Regions from separate parts of the Homo sapiens genome. Here region 1 is linked to region 2. Evidence: read pairs that join two places in POLR2A ChIA-PET (ENCODE). Cell type or tissue: OCI-LY7. All regions are shown on one strand. Links, peaks and the distances in the headings refer to the core of each region. The heading gives the core; the rest is flanking DNA.

What was found. Peaks named below come from ENCODE experiments on the same cell type or tissue, not always from the same donor. Only the 100,000 strongest peaks of a DNase experiment are listed, where the experiment ranks them.
Region 1: POLR2A ChIA-PET joins it to region 2 with 7 read pairs; 17 of 35 experiments call an interaction of 5 or more read pairs at or near these places.

What each region holds. Positions count from the first base shown.
Region 1 is chr12:6,677,364-6,684,089 of GRCh38, reverse strand. It overlaps ZNF384 (zinc finger protein 384), which reads left to right. Exons shown (of 12, transcript NM_001385745.1): 3 at 4,565-4,635; 4 at 4,907-5,144; 5 at 5,380-5,427; 6 at 5,630-5,963. The coding sequence starts at 4,570. Among named protein-coding and RNA genes, the nearest start is that of ZNF384, 8.6 kb to the left of the region's middle. In OCI-LY7, for the core only: no CTCF peak of the experiment used is centred there; no DNase peak of the experiment used is centred there.
Region 2 is chr12:6,808,470-6,815,195 of GRCh38, reverse strand. It overlaps CD4 (CD4 molecule), which reads right to left. Exons shown (of 10, transcript NM_000616.5): 4 at 896-1,054; 5 at 204-437. Among named protein-coding and RNA genes, the nearest start is that of GPR162, 10 kb to the left of the region's middle. In OCI-LY7, for the core only: no CTCF peak of the experiment used is centred there; a DNase peak (open chromatin) is centred at 2,425; H3K4me3 peaks cover 515 bases.

The DNA of each region.
Region 1 (6,726 bases), core at 1,145-6,144, 130 kb after region 2:
TTGAACACAATAAGTGCTTAATAAGTTTTAATGATAATGATAGTGGTGATATTGTCCACCAGTTTTTTTTTTTGAGACGGATTCTCACTCTGTTGCCCAGGCTCGAGTGCAGTGGTGCGATCTTGGCACACTGCAACCTCCACCTCCCAGGTTCAGGTGATTCTCCTTTCTCAGCCTCCTGAATAGCTGGGACTACAGGCGTGCGCCACCATGCCTGGCTAATATTTGTACTTTCAGTAGAGACAAGGTTTCACCATCTTGGCCAGACTGGTCTTGAACTTCTGACCTTGTGATCCACCTGCCTTGGCCTCCCAAAGTGCTGGGATTGCAGGCATGAGCCACCGTGCTCAGCCTCCTCCTTCCTACGTTTTCACATCCATAGTGCATTTACTTTACTTCCTTGATTCTTTTTTTTTTTTTTTTTTTTTGAGACAGGGTCTTGCTCTGTCACCCAGGCTGGACTGTGGTGGTGCAATCTCGACTTACTGCACTCAGGTGATTCTCCTGCCTCAGCCTCCCAAGTAGCTGGGACTACAGGTGTGTGCCACCACACCTTGCTAATTTTTGTATTTTTATTAGAGATGGGGTTTTGCCGTGTTGGCCAGGGTGATCTTGAACTCCTGAGCTCAAGTGACCCACCTACCTCGCCCTCCCAAAGTGTTAGGATTACAGGCATGAGCCACCACACCCAGCCAACTTCCTTGATTCTTTTGGGAAAATTATACATTGGCCCTTTCTTTCGTTTATTCTCCCTCCTAATTATTATTTTTAATCTTTTTTATTTTATTTTATTTTTTTTTTGAGACAGTCTTGCTCTGTTGCCCAGGCTGCAGTGCAGTGGTTAGATCTCGGCTCGCTGCAACCTCCACCTCCTGGGTTCAAGCAATTCTCCTGCCGCAGCCTCCTGAGTAGCTGGGATTACAGGCGTGTGCCACCATGCCTGGCTAATTTTTGTATTTTTAGTAGAGATGGGGTTTCACCATGTTGACCAGGCTGGTCTCAAAGTCCTGACCTCAAGTGATCCACCTGCCTCAGCCTCCCAAAGTGCAGGAATTACAGGCATGAGCCACCACACCCATTCTCTCCATCTTAATTCTCTACTTAATTCCCACCATTTATCACCACTCTTATCTCTTGTCTGTCATTTCTTTCCACTAGAAGGTTAGACAGGGATTATGCATTGAGACTTGAACCCCTAGCATTGTCTGCAAAATCTATATGTAGGTAGTCTACCGTTGTTCAATTCATTAAATATGTAATTGTGTCTTAGGTGATAAAGTCGTATGTTGGGGATATTTGTAAGATACAGATGTAAAAGATGTGATTGCTCCTTCCCAAAAAGTTTGGCAAGATTGAATTCTCTTAAACTGTGATCTGATTGTATCTTGATTCTGTTGCCTGAAAACGTGAGACTCCCATCTTTGCTTTGTTTTGTTTTTTGTTTGTTTTTGAGACAGGGTTTCTCTCTGTTACCCAGACTGGACTGCAATCTCTACTGACTTCAGCCTCTGCCTCTCGGGCTTAAATGATTCTCCTGCCTTAGCCTCCCAAGTAGCTGGGATTACATGCACCTGCCACCATGCCTGGCAAATGTTTGTATTTTTTGTAGAGATAGGGTTTCACCATGTTGCCTATGCTGGTGGACTCAAGCAATCTGTCCACCTCAGCCTCTCAAAGCGCTGGGATTACACACATGAGCCACCGCAACTTGCATGTTTTGTTTTGTTTTGTTTTGTTTTGTTTTGTTTTGTTTTGTTTTGTTTTGTTTTGGAGTTGGGGTCTTGCTCTGTTACCCAGGTTAGAGTACAGTAGTGTGTTCATAGCTCACTGCAGTCTTGAACTCCTGGGCTCAAGCAGTTTTCCCACCTCAGCCTTCCAAATACCTAGGATTATGGGTATGCACGACCGCACTCACCTCTTTTTTTTTCTTTTTCTTTTTTTTTTTTCAATTTTTTTTTTTTTAGAGACACGGTCTCAAATATATTGCTTAGCCTGGTCTCAAACTCCAGACCTCAAGTGATCCTCCTGCGTAGGCCTGCCAAAGTGTTGAGATTACAAGCATGAGCCACCACACTCAGCCGTAAGACCCCTTTGTAAAGCTATGGCTGGAAGGACCAAGTTAGTACCTGTATCAGATACTGATTAGTTTTATTGTGTTTTATAACTCAGAAAACAGAATTGATGTATACTTGATCTTTGGTCATTTAATAGCGAGCCTGTTTATGTGAAGCTGTTGTAGTCACAGATTTGGTACATTGCACCCTCGCTACTTTTTAAAAAGGCTGAAATACAGTTTTTCCCTTTATAGATTTTATGAAAATTGGGGGTGCTGTTTAATAGAACAAAAAAAGTGATGTTTTCTATAAAAGGATAAGGAACAGAGTTATGTTAGAGTAATTTTCAGCTTCGGCGCCTTTGTTGAAGATCCTTCCCTGTTTCCTTAGTACTTAAAACTGAGTTTCTGTGCCCAGCCTACCCTTTAGCTCTCAGTATCTTAGTGTTTGCCTCCAGTGTATCCTCAGTGGGTCAACTTGCCTGTCACGGGTCTTCCCCACCTGAACCTTGGTTGTGCTTTGCTCAGAGTAGCAGCCTGGTAATACTGTGTATTTATGTACTTTTTTTGTTACTCGTTTCCCCATTTCACCAGTCTCACACTCTCTTATTTGCCTTTTGTGGGGCTCTATCTTTGCTGGTCCAGGATTTTGGGAAGCTACTCTTGACCAACATACTGCCAATTAAACCTTGCCAGGAGAAGTGATCAGAATGTGAAACTGGGTGGTGGGATGCCTGTGTTCTGTACCCATCTGTTATTTGTTGGCATGATTCGGAGGGGTTACTTTTCTTCTTGTTTCTCAGAAAGTTTTTTTTTTTTTTTTTTGAGATGGCGTTTCACTCTTGTTGCCCAGGCAATGGCGCAATCTTGGCTCACTGCAACCTCCGCCTCCTGGGTTCAAGCAATTCTCTTGCCTCAGCCTCCCAAGTAGCTGGGATTACAGGCATGCGCCACCATGCCCCGGCTAATTTCTTGTACTTTTAGTAGAGATGGGGTTTCACCATGTTGGCCAGGCTGGTCTCGAGCTCCTGACCTCAGGGGATCCGCCTGTCTTGGCCTCCCAAAGTGCTAGGATTACAGGCGTGAGCTACCATGCCCAGCCGGAAGCACAGTTTTTGAGAAATAGGAAGCAGGAGTCTGGCACTGTGTGTGTATTCTGGCCTACTATCATGCCTATTCTGCATCCCTTTGGAAACCTGGGTTACTACTAGTGCCAGGACACTTTCTAAAACTAGAAGTGCTTTGATTCTCACTGCTCAGCGCGGCATGTGTGGTGCCCAGTGTAGCACCGTGGGTGTTCTTAGACCTTGGTGGGATTGGTGGGGTGTGGTCTTCAGATAGTAGTTGGTACTCAAAATATGTTTTGATTCTGATTTTTTTTTTTTTTTTGAGACGGAATTTTGCTCTTGTTCCGCAGGCTAGAGTGCAGTGGCGCGATCTCAGCTTACTGAAACCTCCGCCTCCCGGTTCAAGCAGTTCTCCTGCCTCAGCCTCCCAAATAGCTGGGATCACAGGCATGTGCCACCACGCCCAGCTAATTTTGTATTTTTAGTAGAGATGGGGTTTCACCATGTTGGTCAGCCTGGTCTCGAACTTCTGAGGTCAAATGATCCACCTGCCTCAGCCTCCCAAAGTGCTGGGATTACAGGTGTGAGCCACCATGCCCAGTCTTCATTTTTTAATTTTCTTAGTCGTATTGTGTTCTGGCCTGGAACCTTCTCAAACTACACAGAACTGTAGACATATTGGTTGGAACTCTTGAAATTTTTATTGGCTGGGCACAGTGGTTCACGCCTGTAATCCCAGCACTTTGGGAGACTAAGGTGGGCTGATCCCTTGAGCCTAGGAGTTCAAGACCAGCCTGGGCAACATGGAAAAACCGTGTCTCTACTTTAAAGAAAAAAGAAATTAGTCTGGCATAGTGTCACACGGCCTGTAGGCCTAGCTCCCTGGGAGGCTGAGCCTGGAAGATTGAGGCTGCAGTGAGCTATGATTGTGCCACTGCAGTGTAGCCTGGGTGACAGAGTAAGACCCTGTCTCAAAAACAGAAAAACTAAAATTTCTATTTCAAGGAATATAGTTTTGAAGAATAAGAGAAAGAGGAGTCATGCTAGGTACTGGCACCTGGCCGTTTTCAAGTCAGTCAGTGATTTGTTTTTTGTGACCTTAGCTACATCATCTCCCCTCTCGTGAGCTCAGTTTCTTTTTGCCAGCAAAGGAAAGTAATACCAGTTTTTCTTTAGGGGGCATGAATAACATTGTGTGAGTAAATGTGATACGTATAAGTTCTTTCACAGTCATGAAGTAGGATAGCCTCTGTTGGATGGGGATACAGTGACAAGGGGCTCTGACCAAGGGACTAATGTGCTAGACACTAAGTCTTGACTGCCAGTCCCCAGCCATGTGATCAGGTGCCAGAGGAGACCAGGAACTCTTCAGTTCCCCTTCTCCATTGCTTAGCTTTTTCTGAGTAATTCCTGAGTGTGACATGTTCTCTCATTTTTTCTTCAGGTAGAATGGAAGAATCTCACTTCAATTCTAACCCGTACTTCTGGCCTTCTATCCCCACAGTCTCAGGTCAGGTAAGTGGTGTTGCTTTCTTGCTCTCTCCAAGTCTCAGTAGTAAGTTCTGTTACTATGGAGACTGAAGGTACACCACATGCTGTTTTACTGGGTCCCCCACCCCTGAGAATTATCTAGTGTTTCTGCCTGGGCTTCTCTCTAGAAGGCCAGAGGTATGAAGTGCTCATCCTTGATCCCTAAGGAGGACAGACACTGAAGTGTGCTCACGAGCAAGCAGAATCAGCCTCTCAGGCTGAAGAGGGTGCTCCCGTCCCCTTCCTTTTCTCTTAGATCGAGAACACAATGTTCATCAACAAGATGAAGGATCAGCTGTTGCCAGAGAAGGGCTGTGGTCTGGCCCCACCTCACTACCCCACCTTGCTGACAGTGCCTGCCTCAGTGTCCCTGCCCTCAGGCATCAGTATGGACACAGAGTCCAAGTCAGACCAGCTGACCCCACACAGCCAAGCGTCCGTTACCCAGAATATCACGGTGGTCCCTGTGCCGTCTACAGGACTGATGACTGCTGGTGAGCAACTCTGCTCTTCTCCAATCTGAGGTGTTGATCTTCCATGATCAGTACCCCAGGCTGGAGGGCTCCAAGGACATGGGGAGTGGGATATGTGTTTGATTATTCAATCAAATTTTTATTAAGTGCCTACTGTGTGCCTAGCAATGTGCTAGGCATTGTGGGGGATACAAAGAAGTAGAAGATGCGGTCCCTGCCTTTGAGGAGGTGACATTCTTTCCTTCTCTGAATCAAGGAGTCTCCTGTTCTCAGAGGTGGAGAAGAGAAGGGAGTCAATCAAGGGGTAAATCTCACTGTTACCAGGGGGGTGGGGACAAGGGTTAGGAGACCATTATTTTTCTACAGGGTTTGGGATTTCCTGTGTACTCTGGGTTGGGTCGGCGGGGGGGTGAGGGGTTAATTAGACAATGATCTGGGGGAAATGAAATAGGATTAGGATCAGGACTGAACAACATGACGCCATCTCCTTTTTCTCCCAATCCTAGGTCCGGGTTTGGTAATCACGTCCCCCTCAGGCTCTCTTGTGACCACAGCATCATCAGCTCAGACCTTCCCCATTTCGGCTCCCATGATTGTCTCAGCTCTTCCCCCTGGCTCACAAGCCCTGCAGGTTGTCCCTGACCTCTCCAAGAAGGTAGCATCGACCCTAACCGAGGAAGGAGGCGGAGGTGGTGGTGGAGGTGGCAGTGTGGCTCCTAAGCCACCCCGGGGCCGGAAGAAGAAGCGGATGCTGGAATCAGGGCTGCCCGAGATGAATGACCCTTATGTCCTCTCCCCTGAGGATGATGATGACCATCAGAAAGACGGCAAGACCTACAGGTAAGACTCAGAGCCAGGGGCAGGATGGGGCGAGGATCCCTGGCTTGGTGATTCTCCCTGTACCCTCATTGTGTTCTGCCCCGGTCAGGCGCTACACTCTGACAGCTTCCCAGCTCTGAGCCACTTGCATGTCAGGTGTCCCATCATAGGATAGGAGGCAGAGCTGCTAGCATCGTGTTAGGATGCAAAGACCCATTTCACCCTTTCCTTTTTTTAACCCTTGTTTTGGGGGTCGTTAACACTGACTAATTTTTTAGTAACAGAGTAGAATTTCTCTCTTGTAATAAGGCTTTATGCTGGGTTTGAGACTCTTGGCTGCAGCTCCTTTTTGCTTTCTACATATTCCATTCCTATTTTTCTAAGAAACCTTTCTAGTAAGCACCTAACCTATGTGCCATCCACCAGTTCCTGGGTCGCATTTGAACACTGAGCCTGCCTTACCCTGCATGGTTGGGATGATGGGAGGGGCCTTCATAAGAAGGTAGGAGGAATAGGATGCCTCCCCCTTTGGAATATGTACTTAAAGAATGACTTTGCTCACTTTCTAATTTATGAAAGTCATTTTGATTCTCCACTTCCTCTAAGTTCCCCTTTACCAAAAAGCATTATATGCGTATTTGCATGTGATACTCTACAAAAATAATTACATAAGTAAACTCCCTGCCCTTTGAAAGTTGAACATCTTTTAATCCCTTTGAGAACTGTCACGTGCCCTAGTGGGTTTGGGGAGTTTGGTAGCACTGTATAGAGTGGGATAACTACT
Region 2 (6,726 bases), core at 548-5,547:
CACTGAGGGGTGGCTGCCAATCAGCCCCCTGAGGATGAGGGCCCCAGTGAGTCCTTCAAGACAGGCCTCAGCTCTAGGGGACCTAGTCTTCTCCACTCCTGACCTCCCAGCACCAGAACCAGAAACAGGGCAGTCAGAGCAGAGGGAGGGGCTGTCAGCCCCTGGGGCAGGGAGGAGACTGCGCGAAGAGGGGCTTCCCTTACCTAGCACCACGATGTCTATTTTGAACTCCACCTTCTTCTGGTTCTGCAAGACAGTGCATGTCCAGGTGCCACTATCCTGGAGCTCCAGCTGAGACACGGAGAGGGTCTTCCCCCCCTGTATGTTTTTACCCCTTGGACTCCTACATTGCACTGAGGGGCTACTACCAGGGGGGCTCTCCAAGGTCAGGGTCAGGCTCTGCCCCTGAAGCAGGTGGGTGTCAGAGTTGGCAGTCACTGTGGAGGGAAAGGCCAGCTGTGTCACACACATACCATCCCCAAGGAGAAGGGCAGACAACAGGAAACCAACAACATCTCTCCATTATCGCCGTCCCAACATCTCCTTCCTCCCAGCACCCAGCTGCGCACCCCCAGCCAAGATAGGGTTTCCCTCTCCCCTCCTCTCTCTCTTCTTTCCTCCTCTCCCCTCATCCTCTCTTCCCCAGTCTCTCTCCCTCCTTCCCTTGCCTCCTTCCCTTTTCTTTCCTTTTCCCAAGGCCTCTTCCCTCCTCCGCCCACCAGCATCCCTCACCTGATCAAGAAGGGTTTTAAGACATTTGGAGGCCAGTTTGACAGCCTGGTCCTCTTGGGGCTGCTGCGGTATCACCAGCTCAGGCTGGATTTGGTGCAGGGGTGGGAGTAGTGGGGAAGGGAACCAGGCAGGAGGTATCCTCATCCCCACCTGCCCCACTCACATCCGAACACTAGCAATTGCACCTCCTCCTTCTGGTCCTCCACTTCACAGATGTAAGTATCTGAGTCTTCTATCTTAAGATTCTTGATGATCAGGGGAAAGTTTCCTTGGTCCCAAAGGCTTCTTCTTGAGTCAGCGCGATCATTCAGCTTGGATGGACCTGGGAGCAGAAGACATATGGGGGGGGACTGAGGCGCCCTGGAGACAGGGCACCTCTGGCAAGAGAATGCCCACGGCTCTTCTGATATCAGTTGCTAATTTCCTGCAACATCTGCTCCTCGTTCTAATCAGAGAAACCCGGTCTGGCAAGGAGGTCTCATCATATCCATTTACCTGGCTGGGACAGTAGCTCACAAATACAAATAAAATCATATCCTTATTTGGAGAGCACCAACTCCTACATGCCAAATACTTTACAGGCATCATCTCAGTAATCTCCACAATAATTCCGAGAAATAGATACTGTCAACACTGTTTTGTTTATTTTGCAGATAGAGAAACTGAGACTCAGAGAGATTAGGTAACTGCCTAAACTCTCACATATTGAGATTAAGTAATTACCCAACTCTCACACATTGTAGGAGAATAAACCAGTACAATTTCTTTGGATGGTGATTTGTAATCTATACAGAATTACAAATGTATATACAAAACCAAATGTCCATCAATAAAGAATAGGTTAAATAGATCATAGCTCACCCATTCAGTGGACTGCTATGCAGCCGTAAGAGAGGAATGAGGAAGTGCTTTGTGTACTAATTTGGACCCGTATCTAAGAAACATCACTAACTGAATAAAGCGAGATGTTAAACAGTCTACTATTTGTTTTTAAAGGTGGAGAAAATATATTCTTTGTATATGAAAAGAATAATTCTCGAATTAAACATAAGAAAATGAGGCCATTAAAAAGAGCTATAATGTCTAAAAAAAAATTAAAAAAGAAAATGAGGCCAGGCATGGTGGAAATCTCTCATCCCAGCTCTTTGAAAGATCGAGGTGGAAAGATTGTTTGTGCCCAGGAGTTCGAGATCAGCCTGGGCAACATGGCGAAACCCCATCTCTAAAAAAAAAAAAAAAAAAATTTTTTTTAATTAGCCGCCTTGGGAGGCTGAGGTGGGAGAATCACTTGAGCCCAGAAGTCAAAGGTTGCAGTGAAACAAATGAGATGGCACCACTGCACTCCAGTCTAGGTGACAGAGTGAGACTCTGTCTCAAAAAAGAAAAAAAATTAACTGAGTGTGGTGGTGCATGCCAGTAGCCCCAGCTATGCCGGAGGCTGAGGTGGGAGGATAACCTGACCCAGGAGGTCGAGGCTGCAGTGAGCTATGATCATGCCACTGCACTCCACCCTGGGCGACAGAATGAGACCCCATTTAAAAGAAAAAAAAACTGGGAGGCTGAGGCACAAGATCGCTTGAGACTGGGAGGCAGAGTTTGCAGTGAGATCGCACCACTGCATTCCAGCCTTGGTGAGAGAGTGAGACTGTCCCAAAACACACACACACACACACACACACACACACACACACAAAAATAACCTTGGTTGCCTCTAGGAAGAGGAAGTGAATACTCATGTGTAGGAAGAAAGCTTTTCACTATATGCCCTTTGCTTTTTTTTTTTTGAGATGGAGTTTCGCTATTGTTGCCCAGGTTGGAGTGCAATGGCATGATCTTGGCTCACCGCAACCTCCGCCTCCCGGGTTCAAGCAATTATCTTGCCTCTGCCTCCCGAGTAGCTGAGATTACAGGCATGCGCAACCAAGCCCGGCTAATTTTGTATTTTCAGTAGAGACAGGGTTTCTCCTTGTTGGTCAGGCTGGTCTCGAATGCCCAACCTCAGGTGATCCGCTCGCCTTGGCCTCCCGAAGTGCTGGGGTTACAGGCGTGAGCCACCACACCCAGCCTGCTTTCTTTTTTTGTTTGTTTGTTTTTATGGAGTCGAGTGTTCGATCTCTGCTCATTGTAACCTCTGCCTCCTGAGTTCAAGGGATTCTCTTGCCTCAGCCTTCGGAGTAGCTGGGATTACAGGTGTACACCACCACATCTGGCTAATTTTTGTATTTTTAGTAGATACAAGTTTTGCCATGTTGCCCAGGCTGATCTCGAACTCCTGACCTCAAGCAACCCGCCCACCTCAGCCTCCCAAATTGCTGGGATTGCAGGTGTGAGCCACTGCACCCAGCCTATATGCCCTTTTCTATCTTTTGAATTTTGACTCCCGTAAGTGGTGGAGCTAGGATTAAAATGCAGCCCGTCAGGAGTCTGGGACCAACCTAGGCAGCCAATCGAGACCCTCGTCTCTAAAAAAAATTATTTTAAAAAAAATTAGCTGGGTGTGGTGGCACATGCCTGTAATCCCAGCTACTTGAGAGGCTGAAGCAGGAGGATCACTTGAGCCCAGGAGTTCAAAGTTACAGTGAGCTATGATTGTAACACTGCACTCCAGCCTGGGCAACAGAGTGAGGCCTCATCTTAAAGAAAAGAAATTTTTGGCCGGGTGCGGTGGCTCACGCCTGAAATCCCAGCACTTTGGGAGGCCAAGGCGGTGGATCACTTGAGGTCAGGAGTTCAAGACCAGCCTGGCCAACATGGTGAAACCCCATCTCTACTAAAAATACCAAAAAAAAAAAGAAAAAAAAAATTAGCCAGAGCATAGTGACGCATGCCTGTAATCCCAGCTACTTGGGAGGCTGAGGGAGGAGAATGGCTTGAACCCGGGAGGTGGAGATTGCAGTGAGCCAAGATCACGCCACTGCACTCCAGCCTGGGTGACAGAGTGAGACTCTGTCTCAAAAAAAAAAAAAAAAAAAGAAAAAGAAAAGAAAAAAGAAAAGAAAAAATGTTTTAAAAAATAAAAATAATTCAGGCTATTTCGCTATGCAATGCTATCTCTGGAAAGTTCTTCTGGCATAAGTATGTGTCTCCTTTGGCCTCTTCTTGTAAAATCTAATAACCATCACCAAGGGAAGTTTTCTCTTTAGCTGTGCATTTTCTGGGTGCAGTGGAAGCTCCAAAATCTCTGTAGAACAGGGCTTTAGAAGCTAAATTTACATAGCAAACAGTTCTGTTTTGTTTTGTTTTTACTTAGAATGTATATTTGGAGGAATGGGGCAAAGGTGGCTAAGACTAAAGCCTCTCACCCTGCTTGGTACTGCCTCTGCCTCCCTGAGATGCCCAGGTCCTCTCCCTCTTTCTGCCTTGGTGTGGGAGCCTGGATACCAGTTCAGTCACTCACTCTCCTTTCTCTCCTCTTCCAGACCACACAGTCCTCTTCCCCACTGCTCAGCTCTTACTGTCCAGGAGCCCCTTCCAGACAACCTCACAGCCTCAGCACACAGTTGCCCCAAGCTTCCTCAGAGCACGGCAGGCACCCAATCCACCCCACACCTTCAGTTTCACACTTTTTAAAAAAACTTCCCTACTCAAGACAACCTGGACCCAACCTCCCCCTTTATTTGTTCCTTCAGTGGTTCCTGCCCTACTTGCTGTTTGCCCTGGATCTACACACTGCTTTAATTCCCCAGCTTACCCTGAAATTCAACTACATTCCTTTCACAGTTCCTTTACCAAACTTCTTAAAAGCGTGGCCTACTCTGGTTCTGCCCCACTTTGCTCCGCCTCTTTTGTTCCTCCCCTCCATTTCTAAGTATGATTCGTTTTTCTTCGTCTTGAACTCTTGCTCTGACATCTACATTTAGGTGTTGTCCCAGACTCTGTCTTTGGTTCTCTTCCCCGTTTCTACAGACATTCTAAATTCCACCTCATCCCCAGTCAGCTCTGCAGATTGTGGCCAAGTTGTTACTGCCAGCCCTGACCTCTCTCCTCAGTTCTAGGCACACATTTCCAATGGTCCAAGAAATAAGTTTATGTTAATATCCTGCCATCACCCCAAACGCAATTGGTTCAAAATGAAATGTATAACCCTCCTCCTAAAATAACTCTGCCTCCTTGCTTCTCTTCAAAAGAAAACCATGGCCTGCTTGTCCATGCTGTCCCATACTTTGAAAAAGCTATGGCAAGATAATATGAAAGGTCTAAGCATATGAGTGAGTCTGGGACAAATTCATGGGACAACTGGTATTGAATGAAGACTTAAAAGAGGTATGGGCCTGTGGCAGGTGCGGTGGCTCACGCCTGTAATCCCAGCACTCTGGGAGGCCGAGGCAGGTGGATCACCTGAGGGCAGGAGTTCAAGACCAGCCTGGCCAACATGGTGAAACCCAGTCTTTACTAAAAATACAAAAATTAGCCAGGAATGGTGGTGCACGCCTGTAATCCCAGTTACTCGGGAGGCTGAGGCAGGAGAATCCCTTGAACCCAGGAGACAAAGGTTGCAGTGAGCCGAGATCGCGCCACTGCACTCCAGCCTGGATGAGAGAGAGAGACTCCATCTCAAAAAAAAAAAAAAAAAGAGGTATAGGCAATGGACTAGAGACGGGGAGCAGCAAGGACATTACAGGAAGGGAGAAAAGCTCCAGAGAGGCAGCACAGGCAAGCTGTGGGGAAACCTCCTGGGTGCAGAGGTTTCCACTGGGAAACTGAGCAGTGGCGCTGAGAGGGTGAACGTCCTGCAGAGGCTTCTAGGCTTAGTCTAATGGGCTAGGATGTGGCATGTGCAAAGCATGGCTTTGGAAGGCAATGCTGCAGCAGGGGGAAGGGAAATCCAAGTAGGCGAGACTAGTAGCAGACCAAATTACCTGGAAGCTCACTGTAATCCAGGTGGGAGGTATGTGAGCCTTGGCTGGTGATGGTGGCATTCCCATGGGAACAAAGAAGAGGAAGAAACTAGAACATTTTTTTTTTTTTGAGACAGGGTCTCACTCTGTCACCTAGGCTGGGGTGCAGTGGCGCAATCACGGCTCACTGCAACATCTACCTCGTGGGCTCAAGAGATCCTGCCACCTCAGCCCCCCAAGTAACTGGGACTACAAGCATGTGCCACCACTCCCGACTAACTTTTGTATTTTTTGTAGAGACGAGGTTTCGCCCTGTTGCCCAGGCTGGTCTCGAAATCCTCAGGTCAAGTCATCCAGCCGCCTCAGCCTCCCAAAGTGCTAGGATTACAATAGGTGGCAGACATCATGCCCGGCCCAAAACACTTTCAAAGCAAGGAAAGGTCATAATTGATGACGATAGGAAACCAGGGATTGAAGCAGAGAAAAAAACATGACTCTGTGTTTCAGAAATTGGGAGAACAAGGAGGGTGATACTGTTATTGTTAGAAATCAGGAAGTTGGGAAGGGGAGCTGTTCTGAAGGAAGATGAGATCCATAGAAACAGAACAAAAGCATCAACACAAAAGACTTAAGAATTTTTGGAAAGTAGTGCATTGTTTTAATCTCATAGGCAGTGAAAGAAATGCAAATTAAAACAATGATATATTTTTCAATTATAAAATTGCCCCCCCCAAAAGTTTTAAATAATACTACTCAGTGCTGACAAGATGTGCTCAAAAAGTTCATATCCTTAATTTCATTTCTGGAACTTTATCCTTAAAACAATAATTTTAAAATGCAAACCATAATTTAGCTACAAAAATAATACTTACAGCATTGTTAATAGGATACAATGTTAGACAAAATGATAATGGCCATATATTAGGGGACAATTAATTTGATGGAATTCTAGGTTAGCACCAAAACCAATATTTACAAATAACTTACAATGAAATAGAAAATACTAATAATATACATTTCTAAGTTGTCTTAAGATAATCTTTACTTACAGAAGTAAGCTCTTGGCTTTTTAAAAAGAAGAAAATTATCTCACAAAGTAGGGAAGGAAAAGAAGAAAAATTTAAAAAAAAAGGTAAACTTCACTTTTTTTTTTTTT